Linked DNA regions of Homo sapiens: region 2 is linked to region 1. The links are chromatin loops, found by intact Hi-C in ENCODE. Cell type or tissue: heart left ventricle. All regions are shown on one strand.

Region 1 (8,000 bases):
ACTTGAAGGCTTCACTGGCTTGAAGAATCCACTTCCAAAATGACTGTTGGCTGGAGGCCTCAGTTCCTTGTCACATGCACCTTTCCCAGGGCTTCTTGGGCATTTTCACAAAACGGGGCCTGCTTCCTCTCAGAGCCAGTGAGCCAAGAGGAAGAACAAGAAGGATGTCGCGATGCCTTTCTGACCTGGTCACACACTATCACTTCTACCATGTTTTATTCACTAGAAGCCAGTCACTAAGGTCAGCCCACACCCAAGGAAAGCAGAATGAAGCTCCATCTTTTGAAGGAAGGAGTAGATGTATTTGTGGATACATTTAAAATCCCCACATCAGGAGTGGGTCACCCCTGAACTGGTCTGTCCCTTTGACTTCACCTTCCTCCTTTGTCTCTTCTCCCTCCTATTCTCATTTTCTCTCTTTCTTTCTCTTTCTCCTTTCCTTTTCTTCTCTCAGGATTTCTCCCCTCTGGCATACAATCTCCTGTGTATTCAGTAGCACAACAGCCCCTCTCCACCAAAAGCAAAATTCATCTCAAAGGCCTTTTAAGAGTTCCAGTGATGGATTAGCAGGGAGCAAAGGCACCCGGTGGGGTAGGCTGATATTGATTCTGAGTACCTGATCATGTTTTTAAGAACCAAAGAGATTGTGGCACATCCATCTTTCTCTTCTATGTAAATCAAAAACCAAAACAGCACTGCACTGCAAAATATAAATAATGAAGCCCAACAAAGTACTGATTTTTCCCAAAACTATTTTGCTAGCTTTTTGTTTGTTTGTTTGCTTGCAATATGAAATAGCAAGTTCTTTCCTTCTCATTGCTATTGTTTTGTTTCCAACTTTGCTGGAGCCCTGCACACATACTTGGTTAGCCTCTTAGGTAATTCAGCCCTGGTGAGTCACATCCAAAATTACAACTGTTAAATGAGTTCCAGGCTGCCCCTGCTTTACAAATGCTCAACGTGTGAGAAATCCACATAGTACTGATAGTGACAGGAGTCAGCCAAATGCCTAGGGAGATAGGGGCGGGTCCCCAGTGAAACTCCACCTCCAAGCCAAAGAAAGTTTAAAGCCTGAAAGCCAAGCTACATGTCAAATCCATGGACCAGATTGAGAACCCGTCTTTCCGTTTGGCATGCTTTCCTCTAATTGATCCCCACCCTTCACCTATTTTACATATACCCACACTTCCCTAAGGGTTTTCTACACTGTTGTGTGCACCTTTGAGTGGTATCTTCGCTTTAAACTTTTTTGCATACTCACAAACCAATCAGCACACACTTGCCATTCTGAGTCCATAAAAGCCCTGATTCAGCCACATTGGGAGAGAAACCCACCCAACTGCTGGCATGGGGGACCACCCCCGCATCTCTTCTCTGCTGAGAGCTGTTCTGTGGCTCAATAAAATTCTTCTCCACCCTCCTCACCCTTTGAATTGTCAGTGTATCCTCATTCTTCTTGGATGTGGGACAAGAGCTCGGAAACCACCGAACGCAGGTACAAGCCATAACACAGGTGGGCCAAGTGGGGAGGGTGCCTCCAGCAGCAGGCTGTGGGCAAGTGAGACCTGGGAGGCAGGTGAGGCATTGTTGGCTAAGGAGGTCCCCAGTTGGCAAAGTGGCTGAGAAGAATCCTGTGTCAGTACTGATAAACTGGCAACTATCTCACCACTGCACCTGTCATTGCTGTGGCTCTGGCAGCTACCAGCTGTGGTGGCTCAGGGTGCTAGTTATCTCCCAATATCTGTCTTTCCCTTCTTCTGTAAGTAACAAAAGCTCCCATTTTCAGGTGGGCACATGGCTGCCTATAATAAAGGTTACATTTCCCAGCCTCCTCTGCAGCTAGGTATGATCTTGTATGGTCATGTCCCTAATCTAGGGGGATGTAAGCACAAGTGTCATGTGCAGTTTCTGGAAGATATCCTTAAAGACAGAGAATGTGCCCTTCTTTTTCCAGCTTTCTTTCCTGAATTTGGGACAAAATGGCTGGAGTTCAACAACCATTCTGGGCCATGAGGTAGAAGTCACACACCAAGGATGGAAGAGTAATAAAGTAAAAGTTGCTTTGGTTCTTTATAATCCTGGAGCTTCTGCAGCAGCTCTGGACTGCTCACTCCTGAACTTCATTTACATGAAAGGGAAGTGACTTTCTGTATTGTTTCAGCTGTGTAACTGGGTTTCTGTCACTAGCAGCTGGACCAAATTCTAGTGACATGGTTCCTTTAAGAACTTGCCCACAGTGCATACGAAGGACCCTTCATCTCAGCTCTGATGGGCTGTCTAGCTTCTGCCCCTCACTGTCCCTGTCCTCGGGCTCTGGCCTTCCTGACCATTCCTCTGCTCCCTAAGCATCTGCCCTGAGTCTCAGCGGGTGCCCTGCAGGTGCCCTCTTGCCTACTCTGGAACTCTCCTCCCTCACTGCCCTCCTCTGCTTTTTGTCTTATGAAGGCAGAAATAGTCATGCACAAAATAGGACCCTTTGAGAAAAGCTGTAAGTTCCAGCAGAGAGAGGAAGAGAAGAGGCAAAAATAACAGAGGGGCACAGACTCCTAAGGGCACACTCACTGGAAAGTCATGTTGGACCAAATTCAGGATCCCTCCTGGCCATTCTTGACCCTCCTCACTTCACTGTGAGCCCAGACTTCCTCCCATTAGAGCCAATTGGGTTTAAAACATACGCTTAGAAAACTACAGCCAGCCCTACAGGAATGAAGGGGTTACTTTCCATTTGCAGTTTACTGTGAATTTATTTAATCCAACTGTTATTTTTATTCACTTTTTTCCATTAAACAAGTATGCATTAAGCACCTACTCTATATCCTAAGATAGATATAGATAACTTATGTGCCAGATATGGAGGGCAGAAATCCCACACAACTTTCACTGGACTGAAATCAAGGAGTTGGCAGGGCTGTGTTTCCTTACGGAGGCTTTGGGGAGAATTCTTTCTCCACTTTTCCAGCTTCTAGAGGCTGCCCACCTTCCTTGGCTTGAGTCTCCTTACCTCCCCATTAAAGGCTTCAACAGGTCGCAAAATCCTGCTCATTTCATCTCTCTCTCTCTCTCTCTCTCTCTCTCTCTCTCTCTCTCTCTCTCTCTCCTCTCTCTCTCTCTCTCTCTCTCTCTATCTTCCTTATCTCTCTCTGACCTAACCTAAAAGGTTCTCAATGTCACGTTCTCAGACTCCTGTGATTAGACAGGGCCCACCTGGGTAATCAAGGATAACCATTCACTCCAACCTGCGCCCTGCTTCGAGGTCCATAACTTTAATCCTGTGGAAAGTCGCTTTTGCCATATAAGGTAACATATCCACAAGTTCCCAGGATTACAGCATGCATATCTTTGGGGGATTCTATTCTGCCCACCACATCCTCCCAAGCCTTCCTTTCTACGCCCCCAGACTACTGCCTGAAGCAAGTGGCGCGATCTTGGCTCACTACAACCTCTGCCTCAGGTTCAAACGATTCTCCTACCTCATCCTTCCGAGCAGCTGGGATTACAGGTGCCCGCCACTACGCCCAGCTAATTTTTGTATTTTTAGTAGAGACGGGGTTTCACTATGTTGGCCAGGCTAGTCTGGAACTCCTGACCTCAGGTGATCTGCCCTCCTCGGCCTCCCAAAGTGCTGGGATTACAAACGTGAGCCACCGCGCCCGGCCAGTAAAGCTTTTTAAAATCCTTTTTCCTCCCCATCCAGTCCTGAAAGCTTCAGCTGTTTTGCACCTTTCTCCTTAACATTCCCCAGAAAAACTCCTGTATAGTCCCTGAGCCTCTGCCTTTATCCCTGCGCCCCTTTTCTCCTGGGATTGGGAGGGGGAAGCAGCCGCTCCATGAAGCCCTTCTAGTGGGCAAGAGAGGACCGGGCGGGACGGCGAGAGCGTCCCTGTCGCCTGCAGCTCCTGCTGGGTGATGCGGGGACGCGGCTCCCTGGGAAATCGTGTTAGCGGCTCCAGGGCTGGTCCACGGCGGCCTTGGGAGCGGCGGCAACAGGCTGGAGCGTCCACGCTTCGGAGGCCTCTGTCTCCCCAAGATTCCCCACTGATGAACAGGGACGCCGGTCCGCCTTCCTCAACTTCCCCTGTTCCCTGCCAGGCAGCGTCCCTCGCAGCGACGTTGGCTGCGACAAGTTTGACCTGCAGCGAGGACACCAGGATTTCTCAGTTTCTCCAAATCCAAGCCCGAGCCCGAGCCCGAGTTCCGACCAGTCCTGACACTGCTTCCCGCCGCCACCTGCCTCCTCCTCCAGCTCCCGCTGTCTCCCCGGCGCCGGCGCCCTGGGTGGCCACAGTCCCTCCAGCCTCCGCCCCTCGCCGCAGTCTCCAGGGCGCCGGACGCCACGCGGGCAGCCGGCCCGGGACGCAGGGAGAGTGAGAGCGAGTGAGTGCGGGCGCCCGGCGGGGCGGGCAGGGGCCGGAGGAGGTTGCCCCAGCTCCAGGAGAAATGCTTGATCCCAGGAGCGAGGCTCCCTGGAGACCATGGTGCTCGCAACCCCTATTCTCTCCCCTATGCACCCGCACAGCCCCAGGGCGGGGGCGGGGAAGAGTGCACGCAGCTGGGCTTTTCCCGGCCTCAGGGTGAGCAGCTAGGATTCTCTAGGGAAATATATTAAAAGCACGGGAGCCTTGGAGAGGGAGCGCAAAGCAGCCTCTCCTTGCAGGCCCTCTCCATGTCCCCTGGGACTCCGAGGTGGACCAGGAGCTGTCCAAGCTGGGCGGGCAAGGGACCCAGAGGGGGGCCCTCCACATCCCCTCGGGACAGAGGGCAGGGTCCGGCCACCTCCACTCTCAGCCCCTCCTCCGGCACCCACGCTGTCCCCACACTGTCTCCAGGACACTGGGGAGGGAGAGTCACTTTCAGAAAAGACAAGTAAAACCTAGCACAGGGCGGGACACATATACCTTAGACCTTCAATAAATATTCATTAATGATTCAATCAATGCTGGCTTTGAAGTGCCTAGATATTTGCCAACCTGAGCATTTACTGTATATAAAAATGACATAAATTCTCGTGATAAAACATTAAGTGAAAAACTCAAGATTCAAAAGTGTCTTATTAGAGCATTTGCAGAATCTATGTGGGTAGTTTGTGCATCTGTAAATACTTTAAATGCTGGTGAGGAATAATCCATAATGTGAGCAGTAATACTGTATACTACCTGTCTTAGCTTGGGCTGCCATGACGAAATACCATAGACCGGGTACTTTAAACCACAGAATTTTCTTACAGTTCTGGAGACTGGAAGTCTGAGATCAAGCTGCCGTTGAGGTGGGTTTCATTCAGAGGGCACTCCTCTTGGCCTGCAGTGGGGGGTGTCGCAATTTCTCTGGGTGCTTTTTTTTTTTTTTTTTTTTTGAGAAGGAGTCTTGCTCTGTCGCCCAGTCTGGAGTGCAGTGACGCCATCTCTGCTCACTGCAACCTCCGCCTCCCAGGTCCAAGCGATTCTCCTGCCTCAGGCTCCGGAGTAGCTGGGATTACAGGCACATGCCACCATGCCCAGCTAATTTTTTGTATTTTTAGTAGAGACTGGGGCTACCGTGCCCGGCCATTCTCTGTGTGCTCTTATGGCCCATGTCTTTGTGCCTGAAACAGTCCTGGGAGTCAGGAGACCCAGTTCTGTTTTCAGCTGAAGTAAGTCCCTTCTTTTCCTTCCTTGAGCCCAGAAGATCAAGGTTACAGTGAGCTGTGATTGCACCACTGCACCAAAAAAAGGTTGACCTTGCCCAATAAACAGTTTTCTGTAGCTGCCAAGTCTGGTTGCTCTGTGGCAGCAGACTGGAGTACAGACTTCTGAGAGGACACCTGGGAGATGGCCGTGAGTGGAGGAGGACTGCTAGAGTTAACAGTGATCCTGGTTTGCCTAGTGCTTTTCTGTTTTTAGCATTCAACATCCTGGATTAGACAATCTGTAAAGTCCCAACCAGAACTATGATATTGTGATTTTCCCTTACCCTAGTATCTGAATGTCTCTACATTCCACTGGGTTCATTCCCCTTTCCAGAATGCTTTTCACCCATGATGGGGTCATTTGCTATGTAAAAATAGGATACGAATACAAGTGTGATCTAATTTGAAATTGTAAAATTCTTCCAGCTAATAATTCACATGACATCTAACAGATGTTGTTGGCTTTCTCTTGAAATTTTAAATTATCCTACAGTGCCCTGTAAATCTGTGGCAGTGCCCCGAAGCGCCTCAGTGTAGTATGGGAACCATGGCTTGAAAGTGCAAAGCATTACTAGAGATAAACAGGAATATTACATAATAACAAAAGAGTAGACTCCTCAGGAAGATTTATCAGTTCTAAATGTATAGACACCTAATAACATAGCTTTAAAATATATAAAACAAATGTTGGCAGAATTAATAGCAAAGTTAGACAAATTCACGTTCACTCTCTTAATAACTGGTAGAATATGCATGTGATAAATTCAGTAAAGATAAATGTAGTGGGAAGCCATTGGAGAGATTTAAGTAGAAGAGTCATATGACCTGATTTACATTTCAAAAACTTCACTCTGGCCCATAATCCATTTTACAGATGGGGAAATGGAAACGTGAAGAGGCTTCATAATTTATCTAAGGCTACCCAGTGGGTCAAGTGGTAGAGACAAGACTAAAGTCCAGACCCAGTCATCTCCAAATCCACATTCTTAACCACTATGATATATTACTGTCTGGCAAGAATTGTGTCTGTAAAGGGAACTATGCCATTTAAAAACCAGTATGTTCTTGGTAATTTTTAGTAACCAGTATAAATGTTAATTGCATTCCTTTATAACTAAGTTCCAGTGGGCATTGCCCCTATTTTGAAGAATCTAAAAGAAGGATATGGACCCATGAGTAGGGAAATTGGAAATTGAACAATTCCTTTCAATGGTCTCCATTTTGACTCCTTAGTCCCATTTTAAGATAAATGAAGCACTTCAAGATTTTCAGAGAAGGGTATGCAGCAATATTTTCCTAATATTTTTAGTGGAGGAAGTATGTTCTGCTCCTTAAAAAGACACCTGTATGTTGGGTTTCAGGGCAAGTTACTGTTTTCAGAATCCAAGTGAAATCTAACACTATAAAACAATGCCAAGAGCAAATGAAGGAAAACAAAAATCTAAAGGGGCACCCCTGCCCATCGTTTTGATTCTTCAAAAGTTTCTGAAAACATATGAGAAACACTGTGCGCAGTCTCAGACGTCCGTGTGTCCAGCCATCAAAAGTGACCTGAAAAGCAGCATTGACAGTGACCAGGTGCTCAGGAAGGTGAGTGTATGGTCTTGTTTTCTTATTCTTCTCTGAAATGAACTGGCTAGGGTTTACTCCCAAGCCACATGGGTACTCGGTCCTTGTGTAACCTCCCAAGGGGTTCTTTCTGCCCGCTGCACAAATAAAGACCACAGCATTGTAGTAAAAAAGAGTTTGATTGACACCAGGCCAGCCACGCCATGTAAAAGATGAAGTTATCACTCAAATCAAACTCTCTGAAAATTCAGGATTGAGGTTTTTAAGGGTAATTTGGTGGGTAGGGGGTCACAAGGTGGGGAATGCTGATTTGTCGGGTTGAAGATGAAATCATAGGGAGTTGAAGCTGTCCTCTTGCACTGAGTCAGTTCCTGGGTAGGGTCCACAAGACCAGATGAGCCATCTTACCCATCTGAGTGGCACCAGCTGGTGCTTTGGAACACAGGGTCTGCAAACTGTCTCAAGCACTGATCTCAGGTTTTACAACAGTGACTCCTAAACCATAATTTCTAATCTTGTGGCTAATTTGTTAGTCCTGCAAAGACAGTCTAGTCCCTAGTCAAGAAGGGGATTTGTTTTGGGAAAGGGTTGTTATTGTCTTTGTTTCGAAGTTAATCTATTAACATAAACTAAGTTCCTCCCCAAGTTATTCTGGCCTGTGCCCAGGAATGCGCAAGGACATTTTGAAGGTTAAAAGCAAGAAGGAGTTGGTTAGGTCAGATTTCTTTCACTGCCATAATTTTCTCAGTTATAATTTTTGCAAAGGTGG
Region 2 (8,000 bases), 250 kb after region 1:
TCTAACCCCTTACCTTTTTCCTTACAACTCACTCTCTTCATATAACCTGATTTCTTGCTTCAAGAGATAATAGAAGAACTCAGATGGGAGCTCCTCCAGTTTCCCCATTACCAGTAAAACAAATCTACAATGGCAGCCATTTTGTCTGTCACATTCTTCCTGCTCTGACTGGGGGCTGCCCTTCCTTTCACCTGAGGCCACCTGTGTCACTCCTGCTTTGGATCTCATCCTCTCTCAGTGTCTCAGAAACATACTGTGTACTCTCTCTTCTTGTGTGTATTTAGCCTTTCTGTCTGTATTGGATCCTTCCTGTCAACTTGAAAAAATCTTCAACTCTCTCCTATCTTAAACCAAAAGCTGCTTCTGATCCCACATTATCTACTAGCTGTCTTCCTAAGTCTCTTTTCCTTGACAGTTAAATATGTACTCATTATTTAAAAAAGACTTTTGTGAAAGTATTATCCGTGGTTTAATAGCTTTAAAAGGTCTGCAATGAAGTGTTCCCTGCCCTCCTCCCTTCCAGCAGAAGTCCTATTAATTTATTGACATATTTTTTGAGGGCCTGCTTTGTGGCAGGCACTCATTTGGGTTCCAGCAATGAACAGAAGAAAAATTCCTGTCTTTCTGGAGCTTAGACTCATGGTGAATTAGAAGATAGTACATCCTGAGGGGGAAAATAAAACAGAAAAAGGAGATAGGGTAAGTTGGGAAGGATTGTGGTTTTTACATGCAGAGTGGTCTGGGAAAGCCTTATGGAAAGGGAACCTTGAGGGAAGAGCTGAAGGAGGTGAAAGAACTAGCCCTGGAAATGTCCAGCACAGGAAGCAGTAGGTGCAAAGGCCCTGAGGCTTATGGTGCTGATGTGTTGAAGATTCATCAAGGAAGTGAGAGGGGCTGAATGGAGTGAGCCAGGGGAGAGCAGTAGGAGACTGAGGTTAGGGAGTTAAAGGAGATCCAGACTGTAGGTCCTTAGAACCCATTGTTAAGTTCTTTGGCTTTTACAGTGACCATGATGAGGGATTTTAAGCAGTGAACAATAACATGATCTAATTCAAATTTTTAAAGGATCCTGCAGGCTTCTCTTTGAAACTAGACTAGAAGGGGGGAATTGGGGAAGCCAGTTAGGCTATTACAATAATCTAGGTAAGTGGAGATGGTGGCTTGGCAAGGGAGAGAGCAATGAAGGTTGTGAAAAATAGTCTGATTCTGGACACATTTCTTTTTTCTTTCTTTCCTTTGTCTATTTGTCTGAGATGGGGTCTCTCTCTGTCACCCAGTGGCACAATCACAGCTCACTGCAGCCTCAGTCTCCTGGGCTCAAGTGATCCTCCTGCCTCAGCCTCTTGAGTAGTTAGGAATACAGGCTCACATCATCACGCCTGGCTAATTTTTTAATTTTTTGTAGAGCTGGGGTCTTGCTATGTTGCCCAGGCTGGTCTTGAACTCTTGGCCTCAAGTGATCCACCTGCCTCCGCCTCCCAAAGTGCTGGGATTACAGGCGTGAGTTACAGTAGCACCTGGCCTTTGGATGTGTTTTTGATAGGGAATTAACTTCATGCTTCTGAACTTTTTCTTACGGTGTTTTTCTTCCATATCTATAAATATTACACTTTTCCTGCTGGTTCTTGACTTTTTACTTTTCTACATTATCACTTTTCTTTATTAATTATTATTTATCACTTTTATACATTTTCTTAGTTCACATGTCTCAGACCTTCCCTCCTTTCTCAACTCAATAATAATTGATTTACTATTTTTAGTTTCATTATTGGTTGCCTTTTTATACTTGGTCTTTATATCTTCTTTTATCATCTATAGATACTCTCTTCTGACTTCCTTATTTGTAAACTATCATTTGAGGTATTTTCTTGAGTCTCTTTTCTGGAAAACTCCTTCCTGGAGCCCTTTCCCTCCTGCTGCACTCTACTGTTTCTACATCAGCCTTTTACTCCCAACTGTCCTTTGGGGAACTTCCTTTTACCACTTTCTTTAGTTGGACCCACTGTTTCTTGGCTCTTGCCCTGCCCCCCCCTTTTTTTTAATTATTTTTATTTTTTCTCTTAATTTACTCCTTAGTTTTGATGGAGTACATTCTCAAGTAATTTTATAAGAAAAGACACCTGAAATGTAAATTTGAACCCTTTTATTTCTGAAAATGGCTTATTTCTGCCTTTATATTTGCTAGTTTATCTCCATATAGAACTCAGTTCTTTGTAATTTGCCTTTTCTCTTCTCTGAAAGTTTTTCATTTTTTTTTTCAATTTTCTTTATCTCTTTTGGATTCTAAAATTTCTATCTGGATTTCTGTCTCTAAAGTATTTTGCTGAGACTTGACTGCAGGTTTTTCAGGATGAAGACTTAAGTTCTTCAGTTCAGGGGAATTATCCTCTGTTACCACTTTGATAATTTCCTCAACTCAATTTTCTGGTTTTTTCTTTCTAGAACTATTCTGTTTGTTGGGTCTTAGACCTCTTGTTTTTCTCTTACTTTGTTTTTACTTAATTAGACTTTCTGGGGGTTTACTTTAATTTTCAACTCCTTTTTGGTTTTTAAAACGTTCGACTGCTGTCAATCCTTATGCCCTCCTTTTTCATGTTTGAAAGATACTATAATATATCTGGTTAAAAAATAATGTCTTCTCTATTTTTTTTCCTGCAGATACTAATTGGACTTAAAAAGTTTTATTTTGTTCCAATTATCTCTTTCCTTTAGGGTCATTCATTCCTCCAGTTATCTTGGTCTTTTTTTTTTTTTTTCTTCATTGAGACAGTCTTACTCTGTTGCCCAGGCTGGAGTACAATGGCTTGTTCTCAGCTCACTGCAACCACCGCCTCCTGGGTTCAAGCGACCCTCATGCCTCAGCCTTCCAAGCAGCTAGGATTACAGGCTTGCGCCACCACACCTGGCTAATTTTTGTATTTTTAGTAGAGACAGGGTTTCACCATGTTGGCCAGGCTGGCCTCAAACTCCTAGCCTCAAGTAATCTGCCCATCTCAGCCTCCCAAAGTGCTGGGATTTCAGGCATGAGCCACTGCGCTCGGCCTTTGGTCTTTCTTATTTTAGGCGTTCTTCAGATGCATAGGGCTCCTTGGTTACTCTGGGGTCAGTGACCTTTCTATGTTCCCATCATGCCTTCTGCATAATCTTACTGGTCATCACACAGTTCCTTACACTTAATAGTATGGAAGTGGAAGTCAGCATAATAAAAAAGCAAGGTCACTGATGAACTGACCTATACCAACAGAGTCTATGCAGTAGAAGCCCTTGGGGAAATTGGTGAAGGGCTTATTTTTTTGCAAAGTGTTGGATGTCATGATGCTGTTTTGTTATAAAGTTTATCTCTACCCCCACAAAATACCTGAATCATTCTTTGCTTTTAAATGAGTACATAGTCCCACAGTAACCTAGTTTCTGGTAAGTATAAGATGAAACCAAACATTTTGACAGTGATTTTTTTCCCCCAAGGTAAAGACTTTACACTTCCTTTTTGAGGCATACTCTTTGAAATTTGGTTCTTATTTATTTATTTATTTATTTATTTGAGATGGAGCCTCACTGTGTCGCCCAGGCTGGAGTGCAGTGGCAACCTCCGCCCTCTGAGTTCAAGCGATTCTCCTGCCTCAGTAGAATCCGAGTAGCTGGGATTACAGGCACCTGCCACCGCACCCAGCTAATTTTTTTGTGTATTTTTAGTAGAGTCGTGGTTTCACCATCTTGGCCAGGCTGGTCTTGAACTCTTCATCTCGTGATCCACCCGCCTCGGCCTCCCAAAGTGCTGGGATTACAGGCATGAGCCACTGCGCCTGGCCTGGTTCTTACTTTCATTGAATTCAATACCTTTTTCTGGTACCAATTGCACCCACACACCAATAGTTCTTCCTGAGGCACTGTTATATCATATGTTAATTATTTATTAGTAAGCATTGTCCACTAGATTAAGTTAATTGAGGGCAGGGGTCACATCAGGCTTGCTCACTTTGTGCCTCTTGGGCTAAACACTGTGCCAAGTACGGAGCAGAATTGTATTGTCTGTTGCATATTTCTCCTCCCTCTTCCCTCCCATTACCAAGTTCTAACCATTTTACTCCTTTATCACTGTAAACTCCATCTCTGCTAAAAACCCCCTTCTATGAGCTAGTCTCTCACCTGGGCGGCTTTAATAGTCTCCTAACTTGTTTTCCGGATCCTTTCTTTTTCCCTTCTGGACTGACTCCACAGAAAAGTCAGAGTTAATTTCCTAAGTATGTTCATACTATCCACTTGCCCTGGTTTAAAACATTTTAGTGGATTGTTAATTGATGTTTGGCAAAACACCCACCCACACCCCTCAAAATTCTTTAACATAGTTTACAAGACTCTATATGGTCTGGCTTCTACCTTCCTTCATTGGAAGTGCTTCTCCTAGCTTCATTAACTCCCACATACCCTTCTGCATTCAGCTCAGTTGCTTTTTTTTTTTTTAGTGTAGGTTGTCATAACACTACATCTTCATACCTCTGCAATTCTGATTTTATACTCACTTAATGACTCTCTTCCCCACAAAACCGTAAGCTCCATGAGGGCAGCAGCAGTGCCTTTTTACATCCTCTCCATTGTATCACCAAGCATGCAGAAGGCATTCAGATAATGCTTTAGCCATGGCTGGTACTGCCACCTAATGGTGACAGAAGAGATGGATCTATAATCCAGTTTGTATGATTATTGAAATGCAGTAACTTTAGAGAACTAGTTAGCTGTTAAAAGGTAAAGGGGCAAACTTAACATTCTTTCCCTAAAGTTATCTGGTAATTTACATTGCTGTTTTTGTCTTTGAAGAACATTTTCCAAAGGTTAATATATTCCTGGTTGTTTTTAGTACCTTTTTTGGCTGATCTAGCACACATATATGTTTCCTTTTTAGCATATACTTTAGAAGAACAGAAGAACCTCACAGTCTGTCCTGATGGAGCACTTTTTGAACAGAAGGGTCCAGTTTATGTTGCATGTCAGTTTCCTATTTCATTACTTCAAGCATGCAGTGGTATGAATGATCCTGATTTTGGCTATTCTCAAGGAAACCCTTGTATTCTTGTGAAAATGAACAGAGTACGTACATATTTTACCTCTGCTGCTGCTTTTTTCTAATATTCTCTTTTAAGGAGGCAACTATTTTTAGATTGTTGTGGTTGGGTTAATGCCTTCCTTATTAAAAGTTATCATTTGGGGGGTAGCTTGCTTTAAAGACTAGCAGTAATGTTTATTGATCACTGGAAGAAAGTTTATATGGCAAAAAAAAGAGGTTCATAGATTAATCATGGAGTAAGGAGTTAAAGTAACTTTTAAACTTTTCTTCTTTGGAAATAGCTACATGCATTCCAGCACACATTAATGCTCCAAGGGGCAAATGTTCTCCTTGTCATAACCAAAGCAGAGACTTGTTAGGGTGCAGTGCTCATCTGTGAATCCTGTGTTGTAAAATAATTTAAAATTCCACAGACTCCATAAAGTTTAAACTTATTAACTTTTTCGAAATAGTAGCAAAGCATAGTTTTATAGTATCAGTATATATATATGTAATTAGATAACAGAAATACAAATAAAATCCCATTCTAACGAGTTCAGTGGGATGTTGCAGTTGTATCCAAAGTAGCAGCATTTTGCTGTTTTACAGAAGGGTGCCTAAATTGTATAGTAATGAGCAAAGGAAGAAGCTAATGTTCTCTGTGTGACAGGAGTAATGAATTAGGGTCATTGTGCAAAGGAAGATGATACGGCTTTTCTTGAGTCATGAAGTGATCCCTAGCCCCCGTGCCTTGCTGCTCTGTAAATGTACTTCAGAGTTGTGTTCTGATGCGCTTACTGTTTTGAGGCCTGCAAGGTCTCCCTTGAAGAGTGAAGTCATTCATGGTCATTTAAAACAGGTGTAGACTTCTCAAAATCATGAGTTTATGAATCACTAAAGTCATCATTGGTGAGCAAATTGCCACCATCCCTAATAAAAGTAAAATTTGGATCTTTTGAAGTTGGCACTGCTAAATAAGAAGCTTCCCTGTAGGGAGAACCAGCTAGGCCCTGAGGTGCCCAGACTGACACCCCTCCAACCTCTGCTTCATCCCTTTGGGAGGCCTTGGACAACTGACAGCTTCCAGATTGTCCCATAGCATTCTAGGTGCTCAGTAAATGATTAGTGGAATGTTTCAACCAGACCTTATTCAGAATTAAGAATTGAAGTTAACAAAGTAAGCTGAAAGTAATGTGAAACTAGATGATCTAGTTTATAAAATGAATTAAGTTTGTTTTAACAGAGATGCCTTTTGTAATCCCAGTCTACTAGAAGTATCCTCACGACATCTAGATTGCTGAACATTTGTTCCCAGTAGAAAGCCAGGAGAGGATCAACCTTCTGGGTTTGTTTTCTTTCTCAAGATGGTCTCCTTGAATGATAATGGCCTGAGACCATGCTTGCTGATGACTCAGGGCATGGCTTTGTCAGGAGGACAGCATCAGACACACAGGAATCATTGATGAGATGAGCTTACGTAGTGTAGCAGGAGGTTTCATACCAGTATAGTTCCCAGTTAGGACGCAACAATACTTGTCTTTTGAGAGGAATATTTAGATTTTACGTGCATTCACGTGGAAACTGTGTATAAATTCAGAATGCCAAAAAATTATCTCACAAAATGTATAAATATGTGAGTTTATTCAGTTCTGTCAGCTACATACACGAAAGGAGTCTTAAAATAGGGCTCTCCCAGTGTGTGCCTTTTGGGGAGCAGATGGGTTGTGAGATACAGTGAGGCTCAGTGGGGCCCTCATGGAAACACGGAGAGTGTGACCTGATATAGTTTTGTGAAGAACAGTTAATTATTATGCTTCTGCAGTTCTTATTATATACATTAAATTATTTGTTCATATAAATATTAATAATTAGATTTAAGGGTTTCTGTCTGTTTCATATTTTAAGGGTAGCAAAGGGTACTTTTGTTTCATTTAATTCTTTGGTAATTTATTTATTTTCTAAATTGCCCCAGTACAGTAATAAGATATCTGATTGCTGAAGTTATTTTATTTAAAAGTTCATTTTAATACCCTCAAATAAGATTAAAGTAAAAGGCAGATGTATACAGACTTGGTGTTAATCTCAAAGTCTTCACCCCTTGTTCCCAGCAACAGAGGGAGGAAGTTCCATTGCATACTTACGTGAAGTTTAAATTTATCACTATTTCTTAACCTTAGATAATTGGATTAAAGCCTGAAGGAGTGCCAAGGATAGATTGTGTTTCAAAGGTTAGTATTCAAAAAGTAACTCCTGTTAAATCTTTGATGTTTCTTAAAATACTTTAAAAGTCTAATGATTTAGTCATCTTTTTTTTCTTCCCTGTCACATTTTAAAGTCCTTTGTAGTGCCTTAGAATAAAATTCCACCAACCGTAGTCTTTCTCTTCCTTAATGATAATTCAGAAAGACATTTTCCATGTGTATTTGATTTTGCACACATTGCCTTTATTTTCACATATACCGTATTTCATCAATTCTAAGATTCACTTTTTTTCTGCCAGCTCAGTAACACTGAAATTGGGATTACCCTTGTAATTGATGGTGTCTTAATACTGTATCATGACATTTTTCTCTTTCTTAATAGTTAGTTGGCGTGCTAGTCATCAGTGCTATCTGAGATTTAATGAAATATGGTGCATTTTCCTTAAGGTAGAAGCATTATTTATCTCCCCTATCCCTACTTACTTTTTTTTCCAGAATACTGTGCAGTTTTCATCTCATAACTTTCTTTTGTTTTCTCTCCATGCTGCAAATGCCACTAAGACAAATAATGTAAAAGATGGGTAAGAGTTCTGAGGAGACATTAAGTTCTAAATTTATCATTGTGCTAAATATTAACATTTCAACTCTGATTGTATGGCAGAAATATTTTACTTAGAATGTTACATTGAAATCACTTTTAAAGTTGTGAAAAAAAATTCTTTTTACTGTTAATGGACTTCTTATTTGGGCAGAAACTT

What was found. Peaks named below come from ENCODE experiments on the same cell type or tissue, not always from the same donor. Only the 100,000 strongest peaks of a DNase experiment are listed, where the experiment ranks them.
Region 2: it touches region 1 in a loop (2.8-fold over the local background); 8 of 110 quality-filtered maps call a loop at or near these places.

What each region holds. Positions count from the first base shown.
Region 1 is chr3:141,656,020-141,664,019 of GRCh38, forward strand. It overlaps the pseudogene LRRC78P. Among named protein-coding and RNA genes, the nearest start is that of RNF7, 78 kb to the right of the region's middle. RefSeq lists an enhancer at 7,713-8,000. In heart left ventricle, no CTCF peak of the experiment used is centred here; a DNase peak (open chromatin) is centred at 4,282; H3K4me3 peaks cover 1,607 bases.
Region 2 is chr3:141,908,752-141,916,751 of GRCh38, forward strand. It overlaps ATP1B3 (ATPase Na+/K+ transporting subunit beta 3), which reads left to right. Exons shown (of 7, transcript NM_001679.4): 4 at 4,901-5,085; 5 at 7,219-7,269. Among named protein-coding and RNA genes, the nearest start is that of ATP1B3, 36 kb to the left of the region's middle. In heart left ventricle, a CTCF peak has its summit at 4,659 (motif pointing left); no DNase peak of the experiment used is centred here.